4 separate regions of the Mus musculus genome follow, and regions 2, 3 and 4 are each linked to region 1. The links are chromatin loops, found by intact Hi-C in ENCODE. Cell type or tissue: left cerebral cortex. All regions are shown on one strand.

The links. Hi-C counts contacts between places; a loop is a spot of excess contacts. Peaks named below come from ENCODE experiments on the same cell type or tissue, not always from the same donor. Only the 100,000 strongest peaks of a DNase experiment are listed, where the experiment ranks them.
Region 2: a loop joins it to region 1, with 4 times the contacts of the local background. A loop is called at or near these places in 37 of 42 quality-filtered maps.
Region 3: a loop joins it to region 1, with 2.3 times the contacts of the local background. A loop is called at or near these places in 4 of 42 quality-filtered maps.
Region 4: it touches region 1 in a loop (2.5-fold over the local background); 4 of 42 quality-filtered maps call a loop at or near these places.

The regions. Positions count from the first base shown.
Region 1 is chrX:8,013,534-8,021,533 of GRCm38, reverse strand. It overlaps Glod5 (glyoxalase domain containing 5), which reads left to right and starts at 3,042. Exons shown (of 4, transcript NM_027227.2): 1 at 3,042-3,117; 2 at 6,179-6,316. The coding sequence starts at 3,091. All of the region lies in intron 2 of Gm39488 (a long non-coding RNA gene), which reads right to left. In left cerebral cortex, CTCF peaks have their summits at 1,191 (motif pointing right) and 4,181 (motif pointing right); a DNase peak (open chromatin) is centred at 4,203.
Region 2 is chrX:7,910,977-7,918,976 of GRCm38, reverse strand. No RefSeq gene overlaps it. Among named protein-coding and RNA genes, the nearest start is that of Pcsk1n, 4.8 kb to the left of the region's middle. In left cerebral cortex, CTCF peaks have their summits at 819 (motif pointing left) and 3,105 (motif pointing left); a DNase peak (open chromatin) is centred at 3,113.
Region 3 is chrX:7,943,458-7,951,457 of GRCm38, reverse strand. Hdac6 (histone deacetylase 6) reads left to right here and starts at 3,569. Exons shown (of 29, transcript NM_001130416.1): 1 at 3,569-3,808; 2 at 4,214-4,333; 3 at 4,427-4,555; 4 at 4,707-4,795; 5 at 6,660-6,744; 6 at 6,844-6,884; 7 at 7,721-7,817; 8 at 7,974-8,000. The coding sequence starts at 4,244. It overlaps Gm39488 (a long non-coding RNA gene), which reads right to left and starts at 3,313. Exons shown (of 4, transcript XR_878039.3): 1 at 2,851-3,313. It also overlaps the pseudogene Psmb6-ps. In left cerebral cortex, no CTCF peak of the experiment used is centred here; a DNase peak (open chromatin) is centred at 3,434; H3K4me3 peaks cover 1,676 bases; H3K27ac peaks cover 468 bases.
Region 4 is chrX:7,958,789-7,966,788 of GRCm38, reverse strand. It overlaps Gata1 (GATA binding protein 1), which reads left to right. Exons shown (of 6, transcript NM_008089.2): 2 at 3,548-3,786; 3 at 4,241-4,618; 4 at 4,720-4,865; 5 at 6,081-6,206; 6 at 6,661-7,529. The coding sequence starts at 3,567. The coding sequence ends at 7,032. All of the region lies in intron 2 of Gm39488 (a long non-coding RNA gene), which reads right to left. Gm52419 (a long non-coding RNA gene) reads right to left here and starts at 470. Exons shown (of 2, transcript XR_003953043.1): 1 at 369-470. In left cerebral cortex, no CTCF peak of the experiment used is centred here; no DNase peak of the experiment used is centred here.

The DNA.
Region 1 (8,000 bases):
TGACATACTTTCTCCAAGAAGGCCACACCCGATCTTTCTCAAATAGTGCCATTCCCCGATGACCAAGCATTCAAATAACCTATGAGGGCCATCCTTATTCAAACCACCACAGGTGAGCTTTGCTGGATAATTTTAAGTGTCATATTAGCTGGGATGAAAGATGCCCCAGTTAAACATCATTTCTGGGTGTGTTGAAGTCTATGCAGATGGCCCTCCATCTTTGTGAATGGCTTTGTCCAACTCACTGAGGGTCTGGTCTGAATAGAACAAAAAAACAGAAGAAGGGGGATATGCTCCTTCTGCCGGATGGCTGGAATGTTCTCTTAACCCTAATTGAACTTCTCTCATTGTCCTTCTGGCTGTCATAGGTCCCCAGCTTTCAGGTGGCTTACGGGATTTTTCAGCTTCCATAATAATATGAGCTAGTGCTTTTAAATAATTAGTATGTTGGTTCTGTTCCTCGGAAGTATCCTTAGTAACACACCCGACAGTTTTACATAAGTGCACGAAGCAGTGGACACAGGGCTTATAGGGCTGATGAGGAAACCCTGTGAAAGGCAAAAGATTTGTGGCACGGAGGTTATGTGCTTACTGCTCTTCCAGAGGACCCAAGTTCAGATCTCAACACCTATACGCCAGGCAGCTTGAAACTGCCTGTAACTCTGGCTCCAGGGGCTTTGACACCTTCTTCTAGTCTCCATGGGCACCTGCACACATGTGGCACATACACACACATATGCATACATTTAAAATTTAATTTAGAAAAAAAAGCCTAAAACTGAAGAGAAGCCTTAGTGGGGAAAATCTAATAAATACCCACCTATACGTCAGGTTTCTGTGAGCCAAAGACCATCCTAGGCAGCTACATAAAGAGACTCCATCTCAAAAAGAACAAAGAAGCACCATTCATAGTCAATGACTGTTGCTGAGTGCTGTGGAGGATGTTGGCTTCCTATTGGACACAGAGCATCCACTAAGTACAATGCACAATACAAGCGCTCTGTGTATCCACATGCAGAGTGAAGTGCCCTTTACAAGACAAGCAAAAGAAAGCCAGATGTGAGCACACACAGCCCACATGCTCATGAGCCCACAGGAAAGTATCTAAAACTAAACAGCTGGAACTGACTCCAATGAAAGCCACTTTTTAAAAAAGATTTATTTGTTTTACATATATGAATGCTGTCTGCATTACACCTGCATGCCAGAAGAGGGCATCCAAACTCATCACAGATGGTCATAAGCCACCATGTGGTTGCTGGGGATTGAACTCAGAACTTTTGGAAGAGCAGCCAGTGCTCTTAACCACTGAGACATCTCTCTAGCCCCCCTAAATAGTCACTTTGTGGATGGGGCAGGGATGACCTGTGTAGTCCCTAGAAGTAGGTGGCACTCACTTGCATCTTTATTTCCCATGCTGGTGATCAAGTCCAGAGCCTGGTACTGCCAGGGCAGTCTACTACTGAGTCATTGAGCTCCACTACATGCCCAGCCTTTTTGGAGATAGAGTTTCACTATAGAATTTACTCTGTCACCCAGGCTGGTCTGGAACTCACACTTCTGCCTTGGCTTCCCGGAGGCTGGAATTGCAGATCTGTGCTCCAGCCTGGCTCTACAAAACTTGCCCCCCCCCCGCCCCCCTGTGCTGGCAATTGAACCTGGAGCCAGGCAAACATGCTACTGCTAACGCTAAATGTCCCTAGCATTTTTTTTTTCCAGAGCTGAGGACCAAACCCAGGGCCTTGCACTTGCTAGGCAAGTGCTCTACAACTGAGCTAAATCCCCAACCCCTGCAATTTTTTAAAATTTTATTTTCAGAGATGATCTTAATGATTTGCCCAGGTTGTCTTGAATTTTTTTAAAACATTATTTTATGGGCAGACATATTTTGCTAGCATGTATGTCTTTGTACCACTTGGATGTACGCTGCCTGAGGAGGCCAGAAGAGGGAGTTGGATTCCTAGGGACTAGAGTTATAGCCCTCACCATGTTGGGGCTGAGGATTGAACTGTGGTCCTCTGGAAGCATAGCCAGAGCTCCTAAGCTTTAAGCCAGTACCCTGGCCTCAAATTTTTGCTCCTTTTGCTCCAGCCTTTTGAGTAGCTAGGATTATAGGCCTTGGAAATAATTTTTAAAGGAAAACCATATGTTTAATAACACCCAGGGCACCCAGGTATGTACCCAGAGGCAAAAATCTCAGACTCACCTAACCCTGGTCCTGATAGGTAACCCATAGATAGAAAGCTTGTGAAAGCGAAGCAAATAGTGGTGGGGTGGGGAGGGGACCAAGCGTGGATAGGAATTGTGAGGCTTCAAATACAGCGAGACCCCCTTTCAAAAAAAAAAAAATCTTAGCTCAGGACTAGAGAGATGGTTTAGCAGTTAAAAGCATCTGCTGCTCTTCTGGAGTACCTAGGTTTGATTCCCAATCTGCATGTGGTAGCTAGCGTACAACCAGTTGTCTGTAAGGCCAGTTCCAGGATATCCAATGCCATCTTCTATCCTCTGCAATCGGAAAGCATGAATGTAGTGCAGAGACATGAAAGCAGGCAAAACACCCATAGCCATTTAAAAGAATCCTCACTCAGCTGCAGACCCACAAGCAACTCTTTCAGACACTCCATCCTAGTCACACACTACAAGGTGGATCGGAGCTCTCTCATAGGGCACTGCTAGTCTCAACACTCTCGATGGGTGCTTTCCTGGTTTTCTGTGTTCTTATGGATGATTGCTTAGCAGGACGTGACACATCTGGCAGTTGACAGAGAAGGACCATTAGGGACCAATCTCAACAACTTATCAAGACCCTCAGCTCCTCAAAAGAGGAAGCACTTATATTTGTACTTTTATTCTCAAGGCTGGCAGTGTTTGGCTTGGTTTTGCACTGCTAGAAGTAGAACCCAGGGTTTCTTCAGCACTGTTGTACCACTAAGCTGTACCCCGAGTTTCAGTTAGTCTTCCTGCTTTTCACCTCCTGCCTCTGTCCACACCCAATGTCCTCAGCTAGCACCTCCCATTCCTGCCCCTTGATCTCCAGGCACAGAGCCAGCCTCAGCCCCAACCTACCTGCCTTCCAGTCTACCAGGAAAGATGTGTGATCCAACATCTGAAAGTCAGGTAAGTGTGGGGTCGTGGAGGCTTTGGGGCATGAGTATTGACCAGGCTGGGGGTACCCAACCTGGGTCTGCTGACTTGCTTTCCTTCTCAGGGACACCCTTGTGGCTTTAGCTTCCTTGGGCTTTTCTTAAAGATAACCAGAGGGCAGCAGAAGCCCTGCTTGGGCTTGTGGAGGGCTCGGGTTTAAGGGTTGGCCGCTCTCTCTGGGTGCTTCACTGGGGAGACAGTTCAGCTTCAGACACGTAGAGACACCCAAAGGTGGTTCCTGGAGAATGCCCATGAGGCACTCAGGACAGAGCTGTGTCAGAAGGGCCCCCGAGAAACAATGACCTTGAAGCTGGTCAAAAGACTCAGAGGCCCTGAAAGGCTGGAGGGAACCTTTAAGAGGACTCTGGAGCAGACCAAAGGAGGGAGGCCGTGCTGTCCAGGGCACTGACTACTCAGAGAAATGGATGAGCTTATTTTCTAGACCCTCAGCACTGGGGGTGCCCCAAAAGCAGTACTTCGGGGGAACCATGCAGATAGAAATGCAGATTGCAAAAGTAAAAATAAAAAATAAAAAATCCTAGCTGGGTGTGGTGGTGCACTCCTTTAATCCCAGCATTCAGGAGGCAGAGGCAGGCAGATTTCTGAGTTCGAGGCCAGCCTGGTGAGTTCCAGGACAGCCAGGGCTATACAGAGAAACGCTGTCTCGAAAAAAATAAAAAACAAATCAAATAAATAAATAATAATAAAATAAAATAGAAAATCCTGAAAGTCAGTGACCGGAACTGGGAAATGAACAGCTTTGCTTAAACCATTAAAATAAATAAGAGGGGAGAGATGAGCACAGAGATGGAAAGAGAAAGCAAATGTGCAATAAAAATCGGCTATGTTCAGGGCTGCTGCTTCAATCAGATTCAGAAAATACTAGTAATTTCTCTTTACACCATAGACACGAGGAGAAAAGCATAAAGTAGTTATATCAGGAACTAAACAGGGCGCTCATACAGATTCAACAAACATTTTCAACAGGACTATTTTTAATTCATGTGTATGTTAGTGCAGCTGCCTATAGTGGCCAGAAGAGGGCACCAAATCCCGTGGAGTCGGGGGTTACAAGCCTTTGTAAGCTGCCTAGCATGAGTACTAGGAATCAAATTCTGGTCCTTTGGGAAAGCTGTGAACACGGAGCCCCAAATAGGATTGGAAAACCTAAAACAAAATATACAGCTTTCTCTTCCAGGGGCCTGAATGCCCCTTAGTTACTTCTTTGGTTAGTTGGTTGGTTTAGGGTTTGGGAAACTGACTGTTTCCCAAGTAGATATCTGAATGGCTCGCATGCACAGACATTTTTCCTTTAAAACAATTAATTTTGTGCCAGGAGGTGGTGGCACAGGCCTTTAATTCCAGCACTAGGAAGGCAGAGGTAGGTGGATCTCTGAGTTTGAGGTCAGCCTGGTCTCCAAAGTCAGTGTGAACAGCCAGGACTGCACAGAGAAGTCCTGTCTCAAAAAAACCAGACAAACAAAACCCCCATTTTTTATGCTATGTGTATGAGTATCTTGCCTGCAATGAATACATGTGTACCACGTGTATGCAGTGATTGTAGGGGCCAGTACAGTTACAGACAGTTGTGGACCACCACGTGGGTGCAGGAAACCGAACCCAGGTCCAGCAATATACCCTCGTTCTGTAGTTTTACTTTGTTTTGGAGAAAAGGTCTCACCGCAGTGCTTAGTTGATCTTGAAACTCGTCATTCTCCTGCCTCAGCTTCTCAAGTGTTGAGATTACAGGGGCACAGCAGCACACTTGGCGTCATTTTTTTTTCCGAGACAGGGTTTCTCTGTGTAGACCTGGCTGCCCTGGAACTCACTTTGTAGACTCAGACATCTGCCTACCTCTGTCTCCGAGTGATGGGATTAAAGGTGTGCGCCACCACGCCCGGCTCTTCCTTTTCTTGTGACGTGCGTTTGGGTGTTTTGCCTGGATGTGTGTCTGTGCATGGATTCCCTGGAACTGCAGATACAGAGAGCTGTGAGCCACCATGTGGGCGCTGGGAAGTTGAACCCCAGTCCTTTTTGCAAGAGCAGTCAGAGCTCTCACCTCTGCATCGGCTCTCTAGCCCTACCCAGCCCACAGCTATAGCTGCAGATCAGAAAAGGAGGGAGCTGGGGGGTTGAGGGGTGCTCTGAATCTTGTCTTCACAAGAGATAAATTCCACTTTCCTAGTCTTCTCCTTTCTCTAGCAGGAGGAAAAGGAAGGGAACCCCAGCCCCTGACTAAAGCACTTTGTCACCTTCAGCCCCAAACCCATCAGCCTGAGACTGATGCACAGGAGGCAGGCCAGTTAGTTATTCTCTGGGCCCCTCTATTTTGCCTTCTGTAGGTTAATCCCACCGCTCCCAGTGCTGGAAAGTGCAAGCATTGTGGGAAGTTAAAAACGTGCCACCATGTCTGGCCTTAAATATTTACTTTAATTTGATTATTTTATGAGAATGGGAGTGTGTCGGTGTGCCTCCTGTATGCAGTATCCTAAGCGGCCAGGAGAGGGGAGAAGATCCCCCGGAGCTGGAGTTAGAGCAGCTAGTTGGGAGCTGTCACGTGGCTGCTGGGAATCGCACCCTGAAGCCAGTGCTCTTAACTCCTGAGCCATCTCTCCAGTCCCTATTTGATTGTTTCCCCCCACTTTTTCTTTAAAAAGAGATTTTATTTATTTAATGTATGTGAGTACACAGTAGCTGTCTTCAGACACCCCAGAAGAGGGCATCTGATCCCATTACAGATGGTTGTGAGCCACCATGTGGTTGCTGAGAATTGAACTCAGATCCTCTGGAAGAGCAGTCAGTGCTCTTAACCACTGAGACACCTCTCCAGCCCCTAGAGCAACAACTTTACAGAGATTTTTCTTGAAGGAGTTTTCCCCTTGGAATAAGGATGAGGAGGATCATGGCGCTTGGGCAGGTGATGGAAACGGAGAAGAACACTTGGAAGTGTCTGGTGGCAATTTGGCTTTTTCCGAGTTTTAAGGTTTGTTCCTTTGTTGTTGTTATTGTTGTTGCTGTTGTTTTTACATTTTAGTTATGGAGAAGCAGCAGCCAGATCCCTTCCCCGTGTCTTATCTGTAGACTTGACCACATTGTGATGACTGTAAAGAACATTGAAGACACCACCATGTTTTATTCCAAGATCCTGGGCATGGAGGTCACTACTTTCAAGGTAATCATGTCCCTATATTCAAAACTTCAAGTGCATTAAAGTGTGTGTGTGTTGTGTGTACATATATATATGTATATCCGCTGCATCTGCAGGTGTAGGCCAGAGCTCTGATTTAGCTAGACAGAAAGGCTAGGGAGCCCAAGGAGACTCCCGTCTCAGCCTTCCAGCACTGGGTTCAGAGTAGATGCTGCCGCACTGACGTTTTTACACAGGTTCTGGGAATCTGAACTCAGGTCCTCTTCCTGTGTTGCAAACATTTTACTAACTACGCCATCTCCCCAGCTTCCTCCATTAAAGTCTGATGACATTTTATGGCAAAGGATATCACTCAGCCAATAGATTGCCCTATACACACAACACCCTTGTTCATACCCCAGTACCCCGTAAACCAAGTATGCAGGTAACTGGAGAGATGGACACAAGAGAATGGAAAGTCCAAGATCATCCTTGGCTATTTAGCAAGATGGAGACCATCCTGGGATACAACATTGGCTATTTCTTTGCTTACTTGTTTTTTGAGACAGGGTTTTTTTCTGGATAGCCCTGGCTATCCTTAAGTTCTGAGACCTCCTGCCTCAACCTCCTAATGCTGGGATTAAAGGCATGTACAACTACTGCCTGGTGAGATACTGTCGTAAAAATAATTTATAATAATACTATAAATCTAATTAAAGGGCTGTGGATTTGTTGTTGCTTTATGACAGTTTCTTTGTATATAGCCCTGGCTGTCCTAGAACTTACTTTGTAGTAGACCAGTCTGGCCTCGAACTCACAGAGATTTGTTACCCTATACCTCCCAAGTGGGGGGAATACAGGCTTGACTGTACCACCACTGCCTGGCCCTGAGGGGACTTTTTTTTTTTTACACACAGGTGCTGTATTGAGTATTTGTGATTGATATTTGCCTAGCATGCATTAAATACTGAGCCTGGCCCAAAATGTTTTATTTTATTTTATTTTATTTTATTTATAAACTCCAAGCCCCCAGACACAGGAAATAGTAGAGAAAAGGTAAAAGGATCAATGGAAGAGATTTCAAAATACAAACAAGGAGACATTTGGAGAGAGGGTCAAAGCACCAGAGAACTAAAGCGAGAGGTCTTGTTAGTTCAAGGTCCCTGGTCTAAAAAAAAAAAAAAAGTACAAGAGAACTTTGCAGCCTTTATACACAAAGCGTTAACTATGTATTCAGCGTATCAACATTCAGATATGCCCTGTGGGAATTGTAGAACACCACACTGAAAAAGTGAATCTTAAGAGTTGGCCAAGAGATTAAAAAGTGGCTCATCTACAAAAGAAAAAGAAAGATGCAAATGTTAGGGTTCTTGAGTCCCACCAGAGGCCAGGAAACAATAGAACTATACTTTTAAGATTCTGGGAAAGCACTCCTGCCCCGCCTCCAGCTCTGCCTCAGCATCTCTCCATGTGGTCCCTACTCCCAGAACAAAAGCCGTTCCCAGCCTTAATCAGAGAAGCCTCTCCCTCCAAAGAAAGGCGATGAATACATTCAGGCTTCCTAAGATGCAGAGAATAACAACAGTGCGGAGCCCAGCCCTGCACAAGATATTCCACCACACACACACACACACACACACACACACACACACACACACACACACACACAAACACACACCGCCCCCCCCCCCCATCCCCACCAGGCTTGGGAATGTTGTGGGAAAAGGGA
Region 2 (8,000 bases), 100 kb after region 1:
CTTTTTTCCTTTGAACAGTTCTCTACATAGCCCCGTGGCTGTCCAAGAACTTACTATGTAATCTAGGCTAGCCTTGAATTGACAGAGATGTGCAGATCTGCCTCCTGAGGGCTGGGATTAAAGTCATAAAATGCTGTGCCCCACACAAAGCAGGCTCTAGACCAGCAAAAACACACAAATAGTTTAAGGCCAGCCTGTACAATGTAATGAGATCCTATCGCAAAATCAAAAGTGAAAAGGGGGATTTGAGTGGGTAGCTCCATCAAAGGGGTCTTGCCCAGCACGAATCCCCAGTGGGGCAAGAGGGAAGGGGGCTGGAGAGAGAAGCCCAAGCTCTGCGGTAAAGCATAAACACGAGTTCCATGCCACCACCATAGGAAGAGACAAAACGTCCCCAACCCAGGAATGGTTGGCACATTCCTGTAACCTTCCTTGGTACCAGGAGGCAGAGGCAGGAGGGTCATAAGTTTAAGGTCAGTTTGGGCCACACAGGGCGTTCAAGGATATCTAGCAGCTAGATAATGTCTCAATCAGGAGAGGTAGAGCGGGATAGAGATTATTCGTAGAGCACGTTCATGCTTGGAGTTCACCAAGAAAAATAGAAATAAAACAAATAAATAAACCATCAGCTGGGCGTGCTATCACTGGCCTTTAATCCCAGCACTCAGAAGGCAGAAGCAGGCAGATCTCTGCTGAGTTCCTGGTCAACCTGGTCTACATAGAAAGTTCCAAAGCTGGGCTGGAGAGATGGCACAGTGGGTAAGAGCACGGTCGTGAGTTCAATTTCCAGCAACCGCATGGTGGCTCACAACCACCCGTAATGAGATCTGATGCCCTCTACTGGTGCATCTGGAGACAGCTACAGTGTACTCACATATAAACAAACAAATAAATAAATGTATGTTAAAAGAAAGAAAGAAAGAAAGAAAGAAAGAAAGAAAGAAAGAAAGAAAGAAAGAAAGAAAGAAAGAAAGAAAGAAAGTTCGTTCCAAAGCAATCTGGGCTGCAAAGAGAAACCATGTTCTTAAAGAACAGCCAAACAACAACCACAAGAACCCAAAACACTGGAATGATCCATCAAAGACTGGGAATGTAGCTCACTAGTGAAGCATTTCTATAGCTGGATTTGAACATCAGCACCAAACCCAGAGGATTCTGATAAAATCAGTGTGTGTATCCCAAAGGGGGAAACCCTGGAGAGGGCAATGCTGACAGTGCGTCGTTCTGGATACAGAACCAGTGGTTGCTATATCTTCCTTTACTGGAAAATAAAGTTATGATTAGAACACGCTGCTGCAAAAATCTATATATTTTCATTGAGAATTAAAACTAAAAAAAATAAAGTGAAATTAAAACAACATATGATGACATGGCATAGATTAAATGTGAAGGAGAGCCAGGCATAGTGGCATACCCCTTTTATCCCAGCACTCAGGAGGTAGAAGCAGGAAGTTCTGTTAATTCAAGGCCAGCCTGGTCTACGTAGAGAGTTTCAGGTCAGCCAGTGCTACGCAGAGAGACCCTGTCTCAAAAACTAAAAACTAAAAACAAGTAAAATAAATAATAAAAGTGAAGCAAAGAGCCAGTCCACTGGTGCACTCCTGTAATTCCAGCACTTGGGGAGCTGAGGCTGGCGGATAGTGAGTTCCAGCACAGCCTAGAATGTATACAAGACCCTATCTAAAAGAAAAAAATGGGCAAAAGAAAGATGCACCTCTGTGGTCTAAGGCATAGATAGCTGATCTGTTGATTTGTCTGTATGTTCCCAGGATCACAGATGACAACACAATGCAAATCCTTTCCTGGCTACTTTTATGAAAGTCTGGCTTGGTCATACACAGCTGTAATACCAGCCCTTGGAAGGCCAAGGCAGAAGGACTGGTGCTGTTGCAAGTCTATGGCTAGTTAGATTTACATAAGAGCAAGGCCAGCCAGAACTGCATAGGAGACTCTGCCTCAAATCACATACAAAAAAAAAAGTGTATTTCTTTATGGACCTGAGGATTAAACACCAATATAACAGACACACACTTGAGATGGCTTCCATTTCCCCCACCTCTTGGTGTCCATGTCTTTTACTTATATAATCTAGTCCCATCGAGTGTATATGTGACTACAAGTAGCAGGTTATATGTAACAAACGTATATATTAACGATAAGATGAAATAACCCTTTGCTAAGGAGACTCCTAACTTGATAAGGCAAGCAGCCACTGGGGTATCTTGTTTTTTGTTTTTGTTGTTTGTCTGTTTTTTGAGACAGAGCTTCTCTGTTGTAGCCCTGGCTGCCCTGGAACTTGCTCTTTAGGACTTATGGCATCTTAAATAGCAAAGGTTACAAGCTCTCTGGCTGGACTATAGGAGCTAAGGCATAATGGGCTAAGGATTCCTTGGGCATCCAGTAGGAAACTGAAGCTCTCCTTTCTATATGTTTTATAATTCTAAAGACCTTGGAAGTGACTACTTTCCTGGTTGTGCCTCAGATGATACTGTAGTCCCAACCAATACTGTGACTCCACTTTGAGAGAATCTTAGTAGGAAACACAACTAAGTCAGCCCTGACTTCTCTTCCTCCCTTCCTCCCTCCCGCCCCCCATCCATCTCGGGAGGGGTGGGAATGGGGTCCAAGGCTTTGAACATATTAAGCAAATGCTTTCCTATTGAGCCCCAATTTCCCATCCCAGCCCTAAACCCTTACTTCTGACCTCCCTTCCCCGCCCCCCCCAAAAGACCCTGCCTATTTACTATTGTTTGTTGCTTCGTAGTCCTGGGGATGCAACCTAAGGTTTCTTCTCTGTCCTGACTACAAGTTGAGATTTGTAGTAATAGAAAACTAGTGTAAGATGGGTGGTGGCGCACACCTTCAATCCAAGCACTCAGGAGGCAGAGGCAGGCAGATCTTGAGTTCGAGGCCAGCCTGGTCTACAAAATGAATTCCAGGACAGTCATGACTACACAGAGAAACCCTGTCTCAAAAAACAAAGTAAAACAACCCCCCCCCCATCTACATACTGGAGCTAGAGAGAAGACTCCACATTTAGGAGCACTTGCTGCTCTTCTAGAGCACTCCCGTGGCTCAGAGCCCTTTGTATCTCCAATTCTAGGGAAGCTGCTGCCCTCTTCTGGCCCCCGCAGGCGCTGAATGCATGTTGTACACATAGATACATACATGCAGGCAAAACACTCATATACCTAAAATAAAAGTGACATATAAGCCAGCATTTGGGAGGCAGAGGCAGGCAGATTTTTTTAGTTTGAGGCCATCCTGGTCTACAGAGTGAGTTCCAAGACAGACAGACAGGGCTACACAGAGAAACCCTGTCTCAGAAAACCAAAGGGGGGGGGGGGAAGACATGAAAAATGTCTAGGATAAAGGAAATCTATAGACAGTTGATTTGTGGTAGTCTAATTTTTTAAAAAATTTTATTGAAATATTTAAAAATGATTTGAACACAGACATTTCATAAAACTTTGATGAAACAATTATATATTATAAAAATTGTGCCGGGCGTGGTGGTGCACAAAAAAACAAAAACAAAAACAAATTGTTTTGAAAGTGTTCTTTTTTGTTTTTTGTTTTTTTCAAGACAGGGTTTCTCTGAGTAGCCCTGGCTGTCCTAGAACTCACTTTGTAGACCAGGCTGGCCTCGAACTCAGAAATCCGCCTGCCTCTGCCTCCCGAGTATTGGGATTAAAGGCGTGTGCCACCACGCCTGGCTCAATAAATCATTTTTAAAAAATAATGTCCAAAATTTATAAACAACTCAATAAGCTAGAACAACTCAAAAAACCCAATTTAAAAAATAGTGTACAGCCGGGCGTGGGGCGCATGCCTTTAATCCCAGCACTTGGGAGGCAGAGGCAGGCAGATTTCTGAGTTCAAAGCCAGCCTGCTCTACAAAGTGAGTTCCAGGACAGCCAGGGCTGTCAAACAAACAAACAAACAAACAAACAAACAAACAAACAAACACTGCTCCCTCTGTCCAGCTACTTCCCCAAATAAAACCTTTCTTATATCCCTTAAACAATGAAACGTGTTCTTGCTATTCTCTCCAGGTTTGCCCTAAATTACCAAACTCAAGTAGTGCTTGTTTCTGGCCTAAATAGTTGGACGTACAAGTTAGCACACCATACCAGGTCACAATATTAAGTTACTGTGTTTCTGTATGCACGAGCAAGCACCCTGGAGATCACACTCAGATTTTCGAGGATACGAAACAAGCACTCTATCACTGAGCTGGGTCTTCAGTTTTATATTCTCAGCCTGAAATCATGGCTCACACCTGTAATTCCACAACCTGAGAAGCAGAGGCAGAAGAAGGCCTTTCTTTAGAAGAAGACCAGCCAGGGCTACATAGTTCCCGGCTAACTAGGGCTAGAGCAAAATGCTGCTTCCTTTCCAAACTGATACACATTATTTTGTGGTGCTAGAGAATCCAACCTAGGAGTCCCACTTGGTAGGCAAGCCCTCAGCACTGATAGACAATTATAATACAATCGCCAAATCCAGTTTTGTTTTGTTTTTGTTTTTTTTGTATTGTGGGGATCCAAACCTGGGGTCTCAAGTCAGTAAGATAAGCACCCTGCCACTGAGTTACACCTCTAAACCTCTAGCTGAATATTTTAAGAAAAAAAAAACAATAAATATATAATTAATGTATGAATTCTTGTAAAAATTATAGTTGACTATTCAAATTAGCATTATAAATAGCTCACAAAAGGAGGCACCTCACGTGTTCATGGGTAGATAAGTAAGGTTCAAACTTAAAGTAGATCTAGGAAAAGTTAGGGAACTTAACTTGACATAGAGCACTTGTTTAGTACTCTTGAGGCCCTGGACTCCATCTCCAACAGTGCAATAAAAAACGATGTCAAATGTTTCAGGGGCTTGGGATATAGCGCAGTTGATGGAGCGCTTGCCTACCACCCCCCGAACTCTGAACTCTTCTCTCCCTAGCACCACACAAATGGTTCTCCAGGGTGGTGTGTTCTGATCCCCAGATGCACTGTGATACCCAGGAGGTAGCGGCAGGAGGATCAGCACCACAAGGCCATCCATGGCTGCACAGGTCGCTAGAGGTCTGCCTGCCCTACAGGAGGTCTGTTTCAAAACACACACACACACACACACACACACACACGCACACGCACACGCACACGCACACGCACACGCACACACACACACGCACAGGAGCTCCAGAGTTCCAGAGATGGGCAATGGCAGTTGTTTTTCACAATGGGAACTTGTTTCATGCTTTTAGCTCAACTCTATGAAAAGCCACACTCTATGGTTGTGATTTTTTTTAAGATTTATTTATTTATTATATGTAAGTACACTGTAGCTGTCTTCAGACACTCCAGAAGAGGGCACCAGATCTTGTTAGGGATGGTTGTGAGCCACCATGTGGTTGCTGGGAATTGAACTCACGACCTTCAGAAGAGCAGTCAGTGCTCTTAACCGCTGAGCCATCTCTCCAGCTCCAAGAGATATTTCTTTTTTTAAAAAAATATTTATTTATTTATTATATGTAAGTACACTGAAGCTGTCTTCAGACACACCAGTCAGATCTCCTTACGGATGGTTGTGAGCCACCATGTGGTTGCTGGGACTTGAACTCAGGACCTTCAGAAGAGCAGTCGGGTGCTCTTACCCGCTGAGCCATCTCACCAGCCCCTATGGTTGTGATTTTTGTAAAATACATTTTTTTTGGTTGTGGTCTTTTGTTTCTTGGAATGCAACTCCTAAAATCCTTGGAATATTCAAAACAATGATTATCTTGTTATATGCTAATGAGTAAGCTGTTGACTGACCACCTTTAGGGTGGGGGCTGGGTGACTAGACACCAGATGGAACTGGAGAACTGGAACTTGGGGCTTACCTCCAACTTCTCTAGAGACTAGCTAAAGGTTATGTTTATGATCCATGGTTATAATGAATTGTATTCATAAACTGAGGCCCAAAAAAGACTGGATTCCAAGGGGTTATGCTTAGCTGGACACAGTAATTCCTTGAGTCTGGCACTCCTGGAGAGGGCATGAGATCTCTTTGTCCCCACCCTCATCCTATCCATCTCTTCATTTGGGTTTTAATCAGTATCTTTTGTAGCATCTAGTATAATACGTAGGCAAGCATAGGTAAAGTATTGCCCTAGCACTGTATTCAAACTGAGGAGGGCTTGGGGAGCCTGCTTCTAGCATGCTAACCAAATGTAAAGGTAAGGACTTCTGAGAGCTCACAAGAGAGTGCTGTCTGACGCTACCCTTCCCCCACGGAACCCCCTGCCATTGTGTGTGTGTGGGGCAATCAAACCCAAGGAAACCCCCCCAGGGCTTTGTAATTAACAAGGGAAGTGTGTGTGTGTGTGTGTGTGTGTGTGTGTGTGGTGGGGGTGGAGTCTAGGGCTGAGTACCCTGTACTCAGGATAGAACTGATTAGAAGACACCTACCTGGGAACTGGCAAAAGGCATCTGGCCCTAAGTGTTCTGTTCTGATTGATAAGGAGGAAGGAGTATAAGGATCCGAACTGGCCGGGCGTGGTGGCACACGCCTTTAGTCCCAGCACTTGGGAGGCAGAGGCAGGCGGATTTCTGAGTTCCAGGCCAGCCTGGTCTACAAAGTGAGTTCCAGGACAGCCAGGGCTATACAGAAAAAGGGCTGTCTCAAAAAAGCTGAACTGGGCTTTCCCTCTTACAGTCTCAGGATGATTAAAATGTTAACTTTCAGTCTATGTCAATCACTCAGATCTGGGGTGACACCAGCTAGAACCTTGGGACCTGCCTTAGTCTCGGGATCAGTAGGCTCATGACCTTGTCTGGTCATGTTACTATTCTTTTCTCCGTTCCTCTCCTCCCTCCCTCCTCTCCTGGTTTCTGTTGGGTTTTCCTGTGTGCAGCCCTCCAGAGCCTTTTCCTTGAGCATGTGTGTGGAGTGATTCTCACTCCAGAGACAAGTGATAGACCGCATTGCTCCTTCGGGATCCTCACACCTCTCTTTTTAACAACCATAACAAACTTTTTCCAGCTGGGCGGTGGTGGCGCACACCTTTAATCCCAGCACTTGGGAGGCAGAGGCAGGTGGATTTCTGAGTTCGAGGCCAGCCTGGTCTACAGAGTGAGTTCCAGGACAGCCAGGGCTACACAGAGAAAAACCCTGTCTGGAAACAAACTTTTTCTAAATATTAGTGCATACACAACACACATGTAGACATTAGAAGACAGCTTGTGGGAGCTGGTTCTGTTTTTCACTACATGGGTTCTGAGGCCTTGAACTTAAGTCTTCAGACTTGGTAGCAAGTCCCATTACTTGCTGCTCCATCTGGCCAGCCCCTTTACAGGCCTTCTTGTAAGATAGCAGATCTAGGCCACGCAGAGAGCCAGGGAGAACAAATGGGACGCGAGGGACGGAACCGAGACCAGAGGTTAAGGAAGGAAAGCCATGGAAGCTTCCGGAAGGAGTAAACTGAAAGAACGCCTCAGAAATCCTAGACAGAAGAGATGGCATAAAGGAGCTGGAGGAATTAGAGGTGAGGGGCTAGGGCATAGCTCGGTGGGGAAGTACTTGTCTGGTGTAAGGGTCTAGGTTTACTTAACTCTGGAGAGTCTATAGCTCTGACTGCTCTGAAACTGGCTATGGAGATCACTGGCCTCAGAGATCTGTCTACCTCTACCTAGTACATGCTGGAATAAAAGGTGTGTGCCACCATTTCTGGCCAGCACGTGATAGAGGCCTGATGCCCTGTGAGTCCAGCCCCTGAACCCAAAGGGCAAGCAAGTGCCTCTATGTCACTACCTGTGACCCCTCCACTATTTGCTGTTTCCCTTTAGTTGTATACATATACTGGTATTTTTCCACAGCTGTCACCAGCATTTCACAGGAGAAATCTGTGCAGCTGATCTGAGAGCTGGGGACATAGCTCAATTGGGAGAATGCTTACCTAACACACAGGAGGACCTGGGTTTGATTTTTGCACCATGTAAATAAGCAGAGCCTGATCATACAAA
Region 3 (8,000 bases), 70 kb after region 1:
AGAGAAGAAGAAAAAAGATTGATACAAATAACTGTCCTCTAAGTACCCAAGAATAGAAACGTAACCATTTAGAGAGGGGCAAAGAAAGCCTTACAGGCCTGCCTACAGCCTGATCTTACGGAGGCATTTTCTTTGCTTTTTGTAATTTTGCTAGTTATGATAGATAATGTAAATATTTTTAGAGAGAGAGGGTTGTCAAGGGGGTCATAACCCGCAGGTTGAGAAGTACTGTTTTAAGTTGCTGAACTAGAGAGATAGATGCCTTCAGTGCTTGAGTCCCAGCACCCACATCTAAAGGCTCACAAACACTTCTCACTCCACCTCCTGGAGGATCCAGTGTCCTTTCTTGCCTCCTTAGGCATACACACAGGCAAAATCCATGAAGTATGCTGGGCATGGTGGCACATGCCTTTAATCCAGCACTTGGGAGGCGGAGGCAGAGGCAGAGGCAGAGGCAGAGGCAGAGGCAGAGACACATGCATCTCCGTAAGTTGGAGGCCAGTCTGGTCTACATAGTTAGTTCCAGTACAGGTGGGACTGCATGGAGAGACCCTGTCTCAACAAATAAGTAAACAAGTAGCAGAGGAAGATGGCGGCCGCCTTAGCTGTTCGTGGAGCGGGATCTGCAGTGGTCTTTGGGCCTGAGGCTCTCACCCCAGACTGGGAAAACTGAGAAGTCTCCACAGGGACCATGATCATGGCTTTGTAATTTAATGGAGGCGTGGTTCTAGGAGCAGACTCCAGAATAACACTGGGTTTTACATCGCCAATCGAGTGACTGACAAGCTGACCCCTATTTATGATTACATCTGCTGCTGCTCAGGCTCAGCAGCTGATACCGGAGCAGTAGCAGATGCTGTCAGTTACCAGCTTGGTTTCCACAGTATTGAACTGAACAATTCTCCACTAGTACACATGGCTGCCAGGCTCTTTAAGGAGATGTGTTACCGGTGCAGAGAAGATCTGATGGCAGGAATCATCATTGTAGGCTGGGACCCTCAAGAAGGAGGGCAGGTGTCCTCTGTACCCATGAAGGGTATGATGGTAAGACAATCTTTTGCCACCGGAGCCTCCGGAAGCTCATACATCTATGACTATGTTGGTGCTATCCATCCTGAAGGCACGACCAAGGACGAATGTCTGCAGTTCACTGCCAATGCTCTCTCTTTGGCTAGAAAACACGAAGGCTCCAGTGGAGGAGTTATCCGCTTGGCAACCATTCAAGGATCAGGGGTAGAGCGGCAGGTGCTTTGAGGAGACCAGATCCCCAAGTTTACCACTGCCACTTTGTCACCTCCCTGAAGCCTAGATGCAAAAGCTAATAAACAGTGTTAAAGAAAAAAATAAGTAAACAAATATAATTTTTAAAACAAATGGTTGGCTGGGTGGTGGTGGCGCATGCCTTTAACCCCAGCACTTGGGAGGGAGAGGCAGGCAGATTTCTGAGTTCGAGGCCAGCCTGGTCTACAAAGTGAGTTCCAGGACAGCCAGGGATATACAGAAAAACCCTGTCTCAAAAACAAACAAACAAACAACAAAAAATACCAAACAAACAAACAAAAAACCCCAAATGGTTGTTAAGCTGGGCAGTGCTGGCACATTCCTTTAATCCCAGCACTTGAGAGGCAGAGGCAGGTGAATTTCTGAGTTCGAGGCCAGCCTGGTCTATAAAGTGAGTTCCAGGACAGCCAGGGATATACAAAGAAACCCTGTCTCAAAAAAAAAAAAAAAAAAAAAAAAAAAAAAAAAAAAACCAACCAACCAAACAAACAAAAAAACCAAATGGTTATTAAGCTGGGCAGTGCTGGCACATTCCTTTAATCCCAGCACTCGGGAGGCAGAGGCAGGTGGATTTCTGAGTTCAAGGCCAGCCTGGTCTACAGAGTGAGTTCCAGGACAGCCAGGGCTACACAGAGAAACCCTGTCTCGAAAATCCAAAAAGAAAAACCAAAACAAACAAAAAACCCAAATGACTGTTGCTGTTTTGTTTGTTTGTTTAAGAAAGATTAACTGGGCACAGTGTTGCCCAGCTGCTCAGAAAGCTGAGACATGAAGATCCCTTGAGGCCAGAAGTTCTAAGCAGCCTGGACATGAAAGCAAGGTCATTTTTAAAAGAAAGGAAGTGTATCATAAAGATTAGATGTGGATGCAAAGCCTAAGCTATTTGCAATCTTAGCTTTTATAAGGTTTACTGAGCCCCGTTGTGCAGGAACCGTCTCTATTGTTCGGCTGGCGGGCATCACCATCCTAGAATGTTTTTAGGTATTATTATTATTTTCTTTAGTGTGTGTAGATTTAGATAGCCCGTGCTGAGAACATGTTCTGTGCTGAGAACATGGAGGACTGAAACTGGCATTTGCAAGAGGTTCAGAGGGTCTGGCTGCTGGAGTATGGAACTGTCAATCTATTTGCTAGTCAGTGATGCAGAACTCCAGATGGATTCTTTCTGGTCTCTGCCAACAGGTCCTTAGGAAACGATGTCCTTGACATGGGGAGATCAGGACAACTCGGCCACCTGTGGGATTTATACTTAGAAGGGATGGCCATCTCAAAGAGTCACAGGGACAATTTTCCTTCCTCGGTCCACCACATGCTGTAAGTTTGATGACTCGGTGGAGGGGGACAGGTAGGCTGAGCTCCCATTCAGGAGACACTGTCCTTCGAAAGTCCATTCTGGCCTTGGTACTAGCATCTCAATTTTCCAGGTAAGGAAACAGGACAGAACTGTGACCTGTCCAAGATCTAAATCTAAGTCCCCGTGTGTGTAGTCTACAGAGCAGCTTTACAATGCAAACTACCTCACGAAAGTCGGGCTTTCTGACATAGTGAGCAGCCCCACCCCTGCCTCACCTCGTAGAGACTCCTTCCAGTCCCCATTTCCGCTGCAGAACATTAATAGCTAACATTTGGGGATGCTTCTTGAATACCATCGCAGTGGCCACCAGCTCAGAAACTTATCAGCATTTACTATCACGCTCATTTTGGCTGCCACCAGCCAAAGTCTATTATTAGCGTTTATCTCCAACTAGTCACCCGCAGGCGCGAGTTACGTCAACGCCAAAAGCAGCTCGGGAATCTAGCTTCTTTGATTTGTTCTCGAATCACTGCACAACACAACTGATGTGGATCCGTAGGTCTCCTAGGATGACTAGCCTGGACTTGAGACTGGCAGCCATAGCCAGTCAGAACGACCGCAGCGGCGAATGCGGGGGTGGGGTGTGCGTGCGTGTGTGTGGGGAGGGGTGGTAGCGCTAGGGGCAGATCCGGGTCTCGAACTAGGGAGTAGCACCCCACGCAGGCGCAGTATGATCAGTTTCCATGGCCAAGCTCGCGAGAGGTGTGGTTTGCGCCTGAAGCGTTGTGGGCGGACTGAATCCATGTTGGGGGCTGGACGTGGGCGGGCAAATGAAAAAGCTCAGCCCAATGGAAAAGAAGGGATCAGGTGCCCGGGGCCACACAGGTCGCCGGGAATTTGGCGGCGTGAGCCTAGGGCGGAGTTTGAAAAGGAGGCAGAGCTCAGTGAGTAGGGACGGAAGGATTGGCCAGCGTCGGTGGCTGGGCGGGAGATGGGCGGAGGCTTGGAAGGGGCTGAGGGAGCCTGGTTAAACGGTAGGCGTCTGGGAAGGGGGTGGGGTCTGAAGGATTCTGATCGAAAGGGGCAGTCCTCGGAGCAGCGGGGCACGGGGAAAGCTCGGGGCGAGATCTGCGCGAGTGGAAGGCGCTGGTTCGGCCCTGCAGGAGGTGGAGTTGAGTGAGTCTTTAAAGGTGCTGCCGAGGCCGCGGCAGCCCGGTCTGGCGGACTAGAAAGGTGGGTGATTTTTCTGGGGAAATAGGCTGAAGCGGGCAGGTTGCAGAAGCCAAGCGTTCCGGGCGCAGATTAGAGGTATGAAAGGATGTGGGAAGTGGATGGGGGGGGGGCGGTGATTGGGTAGGGCAGGCCTAAGAAGAGCCTGATTGAGCCTGGGGTTACCTCGTTTAGTGAATAGGCAAAATGAGGAAAGAGAATCGGATAAAAGCAGCGAGGTCCAGGGGGACCGGACAGGACCAGGTTTCCTCTAGCAGAAGATGGCCTGGGGGGTGGGGGCGGTTTAGAAGGCTCGGGAATGGACCCGGTGAAGGCTGCGATCTAGACTAGGGGGCGGGGCCGAGGAAGGGACAGGGATGTGGGGTCCTCTGGACACTCCAGCTGCCTCACCAACTACACCTTTGCTAGAGCCTTTCCAGGAGCTGAGGCTCTTCAGCCATGACCTCCACCGGCCAAGATTCTTCTACTAGACAGCGAAAGAGTAGGCACAATCCCCAGTCACCCCTTCAGGAATCCAGCGCCACCTTGGTGAGGCCCCAGACCTGCCCTGATGGGGGGGGGGGGTGGAGGGTGAAGCCAGCCAGCCATGTCCAGACTCTGATTTTTCTGTCTGATTGGCAGAAGCGTGGTGGAAAGAAGTGTGCTGTACCCCACTCCAGCCCCAATCTAGCGGAGGTAAAGAAGAAAGGCAAAATGAAGAAGCTGAGCCAACCAGCTGAAGAGGACCTAGTTGTGGGGCTTCAAGGGCTGGTGAGAGAGACCTGGCTGCAACTTGGCCTTCTTTACCAAACAAAACAGTGATTCCCCCCCCTCCCCCCCCCCATCCAGGACCGATGGTATGAAGTGTTTTCTCTGATTGTAGTCCAGAGTGAATCTGGGTTTCTTTTCTTTGCCCCTGCAGGATCTGAACCCTGAGACAAGAGTGCCAGTTGGTACTGGATTGGTGTTTGATGAACAACTAAATGACTTCCATTGCCTTTGGGATGACAGGTGGGTGAGGCTGGCACCTCCAAATGATCCCCAAACTAGAACATTTCCACAAGTGCCCCTTTCTTCTCACAAACAAGAGTGAATTTTTGCTGCTTCTAGCCTGTAGTCTGGAAGCAGGTGATTTAGGGAGATGGGGATCATTCTTGAAAGATTTCTCTGTTAAGCCAATAAACAGTTATCAAGAGTCTCCTGTGTGCCGAGACTTAGTGATAGATGTGAGCAATAGAAAAGTCCCTTCTCCGCTGGCCGGTGAGTGTGCAGGGAGATCATTAAACCCCCAACAGCGGTATAAACTGTTCAATGAAGACCAAATGACTGGGCACTCCAGGTCTCTGTAGCCTAGGCAGCCTGGAACTCACTATGTAGTCTATGTCAGCCTCAAACCTTTGATAAGCCTCCTGTCTTAGCCTCTCGAGTGCTCAGATTTCCCAAACGAGCCACTACACTTGGCTAGACGTTAGATTGTTAGAGGGTCCTCGCCTAACTAGCAGGAGCCGTCCTTGAGAAGGAGACATGTATGCTGAAAAAACCTCTTATTTGCGCTCTACTTCTTAAAGAAATCTGTTTATTCTTTTTGGCCCTATCTTTAAAATAGATTCGCTATCTGACTTCTTCCCCCTGGTCCCCTGCTTCCAGCCTTCGCATTAAAGCCTAAAAAATACATTTGAGATGACGTTTCCTTCCTTTCTTAAAATACTTCAAGGCCAGAACTTTGCTCTTAAGGTAAAGTCGGCATTCTTTAGACTGGCCTCTAAGGTTGCACAGGATTTGGCCTTTGTGACCTGTTCAGCCAGGCCTCTCCTCACGAGCTCCAGGTCACTTAACGCACGCTGGCCACCTTCTCGTCTTTCAGTGTGCCAGTCACCCTCTCGCCTTGGGTCTTTACCCTTGACTGATTCCTCTTTGAACTTTCACAACTATGGAGACTCACAGAAGCCTTTGACTGGCCACTACCTCTCTCACATCTGTTCTTAGCTATTTTACTAGCCTCTGCCATTGTCTGTTAATCATTACACTGATATTTGCAAATATAGTAGCCGTCTTCCCCCATCCCGACCTAAAACTAACTCATGATGTCAAGAGGCTTTCTTTATGGTACATTTGTTGAGGCTATAGCCGTAAACAAAGCTGCCTTCAAAAGTAACCAAGAGGTGACCTCTCCAGTGTTAGAGTGGAGGAGCTCAGGTGGGAGGGAGAGTGAGGTTTGACTGGAAGGGGTGCTTCCCTTTGGAATACAATAGCTAGGGGGTATTGCTAACATTTGAGCAAAGATACAGAGGGTTGGAGGAGGCTAAAGGACTGAGCCGTGAGTCATCACTGAAAAGACTTCCAGGCGTGAGAGACCGTTGAAGTCCTCAGGCCTAGCTGAAGACAATGTGGTTTCGTTGAAGAGCAAGGAACACATTGCAGGGAAACAAGGTGAAAGAGGAGGGGTGTGGTAAGAAAGACAGAGTCAGAATAGGGATGGGAACAGATTCGGGTTTTCTTAGGCCCTTCTCGGTGTGATGAGAAGTTTGGCTTCTACCGGGAACATAGTCGGAGCTACAAAAGGGTTTTGAGTAGTAGAATTCTAACCACTGGCTGGCTCAGTATACAGGAGGGGCTGTTGGGGGAATAAGTATAGAAGCAGAGAGGGGTTCTCATAAAGATGATGGAGCAGACAGCTCAGACTGGAGGTTCCAACAGCGTGAATGGTAGCGGAGAAAACAAGTATAAAGACTTCAGAAATGACAAAGAAAGGCTGATGTTGCCGGTAAGGGGTGAGCAGCTATGGGGGTGAGGGGCGGAGATGGGACAAGAGCAGACATGCTCCCTAGCACTTTTGCCTATCTGTGTGTATGCGTGATTCCATCCACTCCTGCAGCTTCCCTGAAAGCCCTGAGCGGCTCCATGCCATCAGAGAGCAACTGATCCTGGAGGGCCTCCTGGGCCGCTGTGTGTCCTTTCAGGTGACTCCTCCACAGCCTTCGGATGGTGGGTGCGGGCCTGCGAGGACCTAGGCCTGGCCTGGCTTCTAGCCCCCCTTTTTTTTCCTTGTGCCTCCCCAGGCCCGGTTCGCTGAGAAGGAGGAGCTGATGTTGGTTCACAGGTGAAAACTTAGGAGCTTGGTAGGGTGGGGAGGAGGATACCCAGGCTCAACCAGGACAGACTGAAGGAATCCCATAGACTCTGTGGCCAGCCTTGGGCACGTCCCTGAGCCTCTCTGAATATGTTATTGCTTTAAACAAAAAACAAAAAACAAAAACAAAAAAAAAACACAAACCCCTAAGTTCCAGACAAGTATGATGGTACATGTCATCACTTGGGACATGAAGACAAGCGAATCAGGAAATCAAGACAGCCTCAGCGACATAGCAGGTTTAACTTGGGTTTATGAGACCCTGTCTGAAAAAGCCAATCCCGAAAGAAAAAGAAATCTTAAGTCCTTCAGGAGGGTCAGTGTGTGTATCAGGTACCTGACAGCATCTTAAGCCTGTGAAGGGCTCGTGTTATTATAATCTGGTTCGTTAACTGATGGCAGATACTTGCCAGAATGATCAGAATGAGTCCTGGGGGAGTCTAGAAACTCAAAGGAAGAGGCCTGGTACAATGTGGCTCACAGAATAACTAGCCTCGCAGAGAGAATATCTGAGCTGAGTTCCAAGAGGCAAAAAGGTGGGTGAGTCCAGCAAAGAGAAGGGCAGAGGAAAGGGAGAATCAACAGAACTCTTAACTATCTAGTCAGAGGCCTAGAATTTCAAGTTAATGGCTGTCTCGAGGAACTAAATATATAACTAGAGATGGGAGAGGCTAGAGAAGAAAAAGGGACTACAGCCTGCACCCCAGCTGAACCCCCTAGGTTGACTATGGAGGCCCGACTTAATGCGAGGTCTGTCTGCGGAGGGACCAGGGCTGTAAAATCTTTCCTCTATCTTGTGTCCCCAGCCTGGAATACATTGATCTGATGGAGACAACCCAGTACATGAATGAAGGGGAGCTTCGAGTACTGGCAGAAACCTATGATTCAGTGTATCTGCATCCGGTATGGATGAGAACTGTGGGGTCAGGGTGTGGCAGCAAGTCTTGGGTGTCTACCGTATCCATGCCAACCTCACTGTGGGAATGAAGAGCTAAATAGTTAGGGCCATGCTTTCTCTCTCTCTCTAACTCTTTCTCTCTGGTTTTCCACGGTCCCCAGAACTCATATTCCTGTGCCTGCCTGGCT
Region 4 (8,000 bases), 55 kb after region 1:
TCAAATTCAGAAATGCGCCTGCCTCTGCCTCCTGAGTGCTGGGTTTAAAGGTGTGCGCCACCACGCCCGGCTCATTTCGAACCTTTAAAGTACATCTCTAACATGGCAGCTGACTGTCAAACTTTACCTCTGGTTTCCTAAATTCATCTGTTTTCCTAACCTACTTCCAAACCCCAAACAGATCTCTGAACTTGGGTCAGAGAAGTCGAGCCAATTTTTTCCTTCCCTTAAACTCCACAGCCATATACCCAGACTTCTGACTCTCAAACTCTACCTCTAACCTCCTAACTACCACATCTGCTCCCCAGGTCCTGCCTCTGCTCCAATGGCCCCACGTAGCCTTGCTGAGGGCTGGGTAGGGCAGTTACCTGGGGTGAGGGGCTGGGCCCGGGAGAGCAGGTGCAGCTGCTGTGCCTCCTGGTTAGAGCAGCACTTTCTCTACTGAGGCAGCTGATAAGGACTTCTCACATCCCCCAGCCTGGAGATAAACTTTATCTCTGTCCGGAGGGTGATAACTGAGGTGGGGGGTGGGCCCTTGATTCAGGAGGGGTGGGTAGCTCTGCACCCACCAAAGGTGAGAAGTCCAGGCCCTGAGGCCTGAGGGGGAATCGGAGGGTGGGTGAGGGGATGAGGAATTGGTGACAGGAAGCCAACCTCACACAGTGAGAGAAGAGATACAAAAAGAGAACTGGAGCCAGGCAGTGGTGGTGCACGCCTTTAATCCCAGCACTTGGGAGGCAGAGGCAGGCGGATTTCTGAGTTCGAGGCCAGCCTGGTCTACAGAGTGAGTTCCAGGACAGCCAGGACTACACAAAGAAACCCTGACTCGAAAAACCAAAAAAGAAAAAGAAAAAAGAAAAGAAAAAGAAAACTGGGAGCAAGAGACAGAGACACTGAGAGAGAAAGCAAGAGGCATAAAACATGCAAAGATGAAACAGTCTTTGGGGGGGAGAGAAAAGAAAAGGAAGGAAGGAAGGAAGGAAGGAAGGAAGGAAGAAAGAAAGAAAGAAAGAAAGAAAGAAAGAAAGAAAGAAAGAAAGAAAGAAAGCAAGCAAGCAAGCTGATCACATGAGAAGGAAGAGGAGAGTCATGGGCAGAAAACAAGGAGGCGAAGGCAGAGACAGAAAGGCAAGAAGGAAAAATAGACAGGAAGAATGAATCATGGAAAGAGAGACAGAATTAGAGAGAGAGGAAAGAGGGGAAAGGTGAGCTGAGAGTCGAGAGAGAGAGCAGCCACTGCCCAAATAGGTGGAGATTCTGAGCTCAAGAAGGGGATGGTAGACAGAGTCAGGAGTGTCTTATCCCCAGCATGGTCCCCAAGCCTGGGCTCAGCCTTTTCCGATCTACCCATGGGTAGAGAAGATGGTATTCTCCCATCCCCCTACAAGTAGAGCCATCAGCCCATCAGGGAAGAGACACGGTCTTTGACTCCTTTTCCCTGCCGCCGAGCTGTGTGTAGTAAGGCACATTGAGGATATAAGAATAGTAAGAATTCATGGCTCAGAAAAAGAACTAGGAGGAAGAGGCACTGGGAGTCAGAGGGAGATACAGACTTGGAAAGACTGAGAGATATCCAGGAATACATAGTCTAGAAGAAATACATAGTCTAGGAGAAAGCAAGAGCGGAAACACAGAAGGCAAGCTGAGAAAGACACAAAGACATAAACAAATATAAAGAAAGATGGGAAGATATTAGAGAAACATAGACATGGACGGCCAAAGAAGGCAGTGGGACACACACACACAATTTCATAAAAGCACAGGAAGAGAGGGCAAGATACACCCTAGAAGTCTAGGGAGAGAGCTCCAAGGATAAATTACTTGTTGAATAAGGATCTAATGTGTAGAACCCATACTGACATGGTAGCAGGCACATCAGCACAGTTTTAGGGAAATGGGAGATGGAGAAGACTCACTGGAGGCTCACAGGCCTGTCCTGGTACACACGGTGGAAAAATATGAGACCCTCTTTAAAAAGGAAGTGGATGGTAAGGACCAACACCCATGTTTGTCCACTGACCTCCAGATAGATAGATAGATAGATAGATAGATAGATAGATAGATAGATAGATAGATAGATAGACAGACTGACTGACTGACTGACTGACTGACTGACTGACTGACTGATTGACTGCAGAAGCACATAAAGATAAAATCTTTGTTTTCAAAGGTAAAGCACAGAAAGGTAGGAGAAACACAGAAACACAGTCAGCCCTGAAAGGAAATGGAGGGAGAGACCCAAGGAGACAGAGCTATAGAAAAAGCCATGCAGTGTAGACAGAGGGAAAGGATCGGTGCTCAGCTCTTCAGGTATCACCTCCAATAGAACAGATGGGGAAACTGAGGTCTGGGAGTGGTGAGACTCAAAGGTTCCTGAAAACAGACCCTTGTCCCCACCCACCTGTTACTCTTCTCAGAGGAAGCCAGTAGCTTTGGGGTGATTTCAAAAGTTGGGCGGGGATGGCAGAGATAAGCAGTGTGGGGGCAGGAGTACTGACCCCCCCCCCATAGAACAGGGAGGAACTAACGGGGCCCACAGTCTGCAGACACAAGTGAAGTGGGGGAGGGGATAAAGCCGGAAACCACGGGGTTTCTGAGAAAGTCAGATGGCAAGATACAACAGATAGGGATGAAGTTGGGGAGCACAGAAGGGTGAACCCCAAACTCCTATGGGAGCTGTCAAGGGGTCCAAGGGATCTTGGTCCTGCATTCTGCCTCTGCAGAAGGAAAGAAAGGAAGGGGAAGAGAGAATAAAAAGAGGAAATGGAGGAGGCCTTGAAGAATGGGAGAAAGAGAAGCAAAGGCTTGCCGGAGGAGGAGAAAGAGGAAGGTTAGAAGGAAAGTAAAGGAGGAAGGAAAGAGGAGACACAGAAAGAGGAAGAGAAATATGGTACATGAAAAGGAGGGACAGGAGGAAAGAGGTGCGAGGGAAGGGACCAACAGAGAAAGGAAGGGAATACAAGACAGTGGAAAGAGGAAAAGGGGAAGAAAAGAGGGAAGAAGGAAGACCTGGAGAGACCTGGAGATGAGGAAGATGGGAGGAGGGATAGGAGAGGAAGAAGAGGGACTCAGAGGCAGCAAACTGATGGAGTAGTAGAGGTATGACAGACAAGAGGCAACAGGAGGATGGGGAGAGATCAGAGGAAGATGGGAGAAAGGGACAAAGGATGATGGAAGAAGACAAGAGACATGACAGCCTAGGGAGGGATGGAAGGGAAGGGGAGAAAAATAATCTGAGAGCCCAAAAGGAGACACACAGAGTCTCAGTGACAGATTCGGAGAAAGAGAAAAAAAAGGAGGGAAGAGCCAGGCGGTGGTGGCGCACGCCTTTAATCCCAGCACTTGGGAGGTGGAGGCAGGCAGATTTCTGAGTTTGAGGCCAGCCTGGTCTACAGAGTGAGTTCCAGGACAGCCAGGGCTACACAGAGAAACCCTGTCTCGAAAAAAAAGAAAGAAAGAAAAAAGAAAAGAAAAGAAAAGAAAAGAAAAGAAAAGAAAGGAGGGAAGAGAATGTTTCTGTGTCTCACAACCCTTTCTGTCCTCACAGGTTCAACCCCAGTGTTCCCATGGATTTTCCTGGTCTAGGGGCCCTGGGGACCTCAGAACCCTTGCCCCAGTTTGTGGATTCTGCCCTGGTGTCCTCACCATCAGATTCCACAGGTTTCTTTTCCTCTGGGCCAGAGGGTTTGGATGCAGCATCTTCTTCCACTTCCCCAAATGCAGCCACGGCCGCAGCATCAGCACTGGCCTACTACAGAGAAGCTGAGGCCTACAGACACTCCCCAGGTAACTGTTGGGTGGCTGCCTTGGCACTGGCTGGAAGCTGTCAGGGTTGCCATAGAGATGGTTAGCTAGTTCACAGTTCTGTGAGGTCATCTTGGAAAGAGTTAGAAGCTCTGTGGATAGGTGTACCGCCCCATTTGTACCAATCCTCGTCTCTGTCTGCCATACTGTAGTGAGCACACGGAGAAGCCAGGCTGGAAGTGTGTACGAAGCTGTCTTATTTGTCACTTGACCTGCAGCCTCTTGGTCTCAATATCAAAAAGGGATGGAGGGGATCGTCCTTGCTATAGTGACCAGAGGGACATAGAACTCCGAAGTCACCCAAGCAGCAAGAGACTATTGTAGGAAGACCAGAAAACTAGCCACCATGTTGGGACAGACGAACACCATTTCACTGTAAAAGTAGGACTACCTAAGGTTTGCTGTTCTTTCCTTTTCCTCTCTACCCCTTCAACAGTCTTTCAGGTGTATCCACTGCTCAACAGTATGGAGGGAATTCCTGGGGGCTCACCTTATGCTAGCTGGGCCTATGGCAAGACGGCACTCTACCCTGCCTCAACTGTGTGCCCCAGCCATGAGGATGCCCCTTCCCAGGCCCTGGAAGACCAGGAAGGGAAGAGCAACAACACGTTCTTGGACACCTTGAAGACGGAGCGGCTGAGTCCAGACCTCCTGACGCTGGGGACTGCACTGCCTGCATCGCTCCCTGTCACCGGCAGTGCTTACGGGGGAGCTGACTTTCCCAGTCCTTTCTTCTCTCCCACTGGGAGCCCTCTCAGCTCAGCAGCCTATTCTTCCCCCAAGTTTCATGGAAGCCTGCCATTGGCCCCTTGTGGTGAGGCTTTCAAAAAGGGACCAGGAGGTTGAGTTGGGCTAGGTGGCTCAAGACATAGCTAAGCTGACCGAGCCTTGCTTCCTTTTCTCTCCATCTACCAGAGGCCAGAGAGTGTGTGAACTGTGGAGCAACGGCTACTCCACTGTGGCGGAGGGACAGGACAGGTCACTACCTGTGCAATGCCTGTGGCTTGTATCACAAGATGAATGGTCAGAACCGGCCTCTCATCCGGCCCAAGAAGCGAATGGTAAGTAAGACCACAGGTTGGCCTGATAGGACTGGAGACTTGTTCCTGCCCAAGACAAGAACCCATGTTCTCCCATCCTACAAGAACCCCATCCAATGCCGGGCAGTGGTGGTGCATGCCTTTAATCCCAGCACTTGGGAGGCAGAGGCAGGTGGATTTCTGAGTTCAAGGCCAGCCTGGTCTACAGAGTGAGCTCCAGGACAGCCGAGGCTACACAGAGAAACCCTGTCTCGAAAAACCAAAAAAATTTAAAAAAGACTTATTTAAGAACGCCACCTGGGCTGGTGAGATGGCTCAGTGGGTAAGAGCACCCGACTGCTCTTCCGAAGGTCCGGAGTTCAAATCCCAGCAACCACATGGTGGCTCACAACCATCCGTAACAAGATCTGACTCCCTCTTCTGGTGTGTCTGAAGACAGCTACAGTGTACTTACATATAATAAATAAATAAATCTTAAAAAAAAAAAAAAAAAGAACGCCACCCAACTCATACTGGTCCCGGCACTATTATACTTGCCCTCTTCCTTATCCTTTCCCCATAGGGACCATCCATCCCTTTCCCATGCAGGAACCCCGCTACCTACCTAGAACTCCCATCCAAGGCCAGGAATTTTTACAGCTTCCCAAGGGATTCTTGTGTTTGTTTTGTTTTGTTGTCTGATTTATTGATTGATAGATTTGGTTTGTTTTTTGTTTGAAATGGGGCTTTGCTATATAGCCCTGGGTGGCCTGGAGCTATGTATACGATACTGGTTTTTAATTTGCTATGGTCCTCCTGTCTCTGTCTCTTGAGTGCCAGGGTTACACCCCTGTCTTCCTCCAAGACATTCTGATATGTGGTCAAAGTCTAAAACTAGAGATAGAAGAAGTCTTGCATAGCTATAGAAAAGAAACTCCTTGCTGGGCAGTGGTAGTGCATGCCTTTAATCCCAGAACTGGAGACAGAGGCAGGTGGATCTCTTGTGAGCTCAAGGCCAGCCTGGTCTACAGAGAAAATTCCAGGAAAGCCAGGCTACACAGTGAAAGCCTGTCTTGACAGATAAATACACAGATACATAGATACATAGATGAATAAACTTCTTATCCCAGATAGGAAGCCTTTCCTTAATAGGACTCTCATCCCTTAAGCTCTTTTCTCAGGCCCTGTAAGGCCCTGTCCCCGAATCCTACCTCTCCCCTACCCCCAGCACTAATCTCCTGTCCTTTTATTCCTCAGATTGTCAGCAAACGGGCAGGCACCCAATGCACTAACTGTCAAACGACCACTACAACACTCTGGCGGAGGAATGCCAGCGGAGATCCGGTATGCAATGCCTGCGGCCTCTATTTCAAGCTCCATCAGGTATGCTATCCTCCATGTTGCTTCCTGTCCTCCAAGCACACTCCCGGCTCCTCATCCAGCCCTCATCTACCTTGAGCTGTCTTCCTCTGCCTTTGCTTCCTCCCTCTTTGCTCCTCTTTCTCTTCTCAGAAGTTGTGTACTTGCGCCTCCTTGCCCAATTTCCACGGCTTCCACCTCAAGCCTCCTTCCATCTGTCCTCTCTTTCCTCCTTGCCACCTCCCGTGATTTGAGTCTTGGCTACCTCTTACCAGTGTAGGAGGATATTCTGAGCTGAGATCAGGGCCACACACAAGCACAGGTCTCACCTCCCTAGCACACCCTGGGTATATTACTCTAGCCATTGAACTAATTCCCCATTCTTAACAAAGTGGTGTTAAGAGACTGTCCCTAGCCCAGCTACATCAGCACAAAGGGCTGGAGCTGGTAACCCCTGTGGTGGTCTCCGTTTCTACAGGTGAACCGCCCACTGACCATGAGGAAAGATGGAATCCAGACGAGGAACCGCAAGGCATCTGGCAAAGGGAAAAAGAAGCGGGGGTCGAATCTGGCTGGAGCGGGAGCGGCTGAAGGACCAGCTGGTGGCTTCATGGTGGTAGCTGGTAGCAGCAGTAGTGGGAATTGTGGGGAGGTGGCCTCAGGCTTGGCACTGGGCACTGCAGGTACTGCCCACCTCTATCAGGGCCTAGGACCTGTGGTACTGTCAGGGCCTGTCAGCCATCTTATGCCTTTTCCTGGACCTCTGCTGGGATCGCCTACAACCTCCTTCCCCACCGGTCCTGCACCTACCACCAGCAGCACCAGCGTGATCGCCCCACTCAGTTCTTGAAGGTACACAGAATAGCCTTGACCTTGTGGCAGAGGAGACCCCCCCTTTTTTTGGAGACAGGATCTTCTGTAGCTATGTAGCTATGAACTATGTAGATAAGGGTGACCCCACATTTCCCATTCTCCTGCCTCTACCTCCCGAGTACTGAGATTCAGGCATGTATTGCTATGCCTGACATTTTCCTTCCTTTCAGTTTTGTTTTGTGGGGTTTGTTGTTGTTGTTTTGAGACAGGGTTTCACTATGCAGCCTAGGCTGGCTTTGAATTCCTTATGTAGTCCAGACTAAGCTCCAGCTTGAGATCCTTGTGCCTCAGTTCCTGAGTGCTGGGATTACAGGCATGTGCTACCGTGCCCGTTTCTCCCTCCTCTTAGAGCCACTGGCCTTTACAGCCCAACCATCTCCTTGCCCTGCACCCTTAAAGATTTTGTAAAATAAAACCACCTGGAGACATGCGCTGGTATTTGGTTAAATAAATGTCAGTGTCAAGTGGAGCATGGAGCGGTGTCTATGGTTCTTTGATGACAATATCCGAATGACACACATGACTACTGGATGAGGTTGCAGGTATAATATGTCACAACTGAAACTCATGATGCACCAACGGAACTGTGTATCTGAAGCCTTGTGGACGGCATCCAGGTGGCCCCATATGTCATCGTAAGATGCTGGATGACTGATTACTTGTGGATGAGGTGGCGGGAGATGGCAGGGTGTCATCAAGTTGCAGGTAAAACAGCATGTGGAGCTGTGCGTGCAATAACAGGTGAGGAGACATGGAAGGCTGTAAAGGTGTGCTTGTGCATGACTGGGCTATCGTTGACACAGTGTGACGACACATAAACTGGACATTTTTGAAACACTGAGCAAGAACTGAAGTGTAGGATTGTCCTGAAATCAAGGCCATTGAGGGCTACAAAGCAAATGATATACATATAGTGGAGAGAGAGAGAGAGAGAGAGAGAGAGAG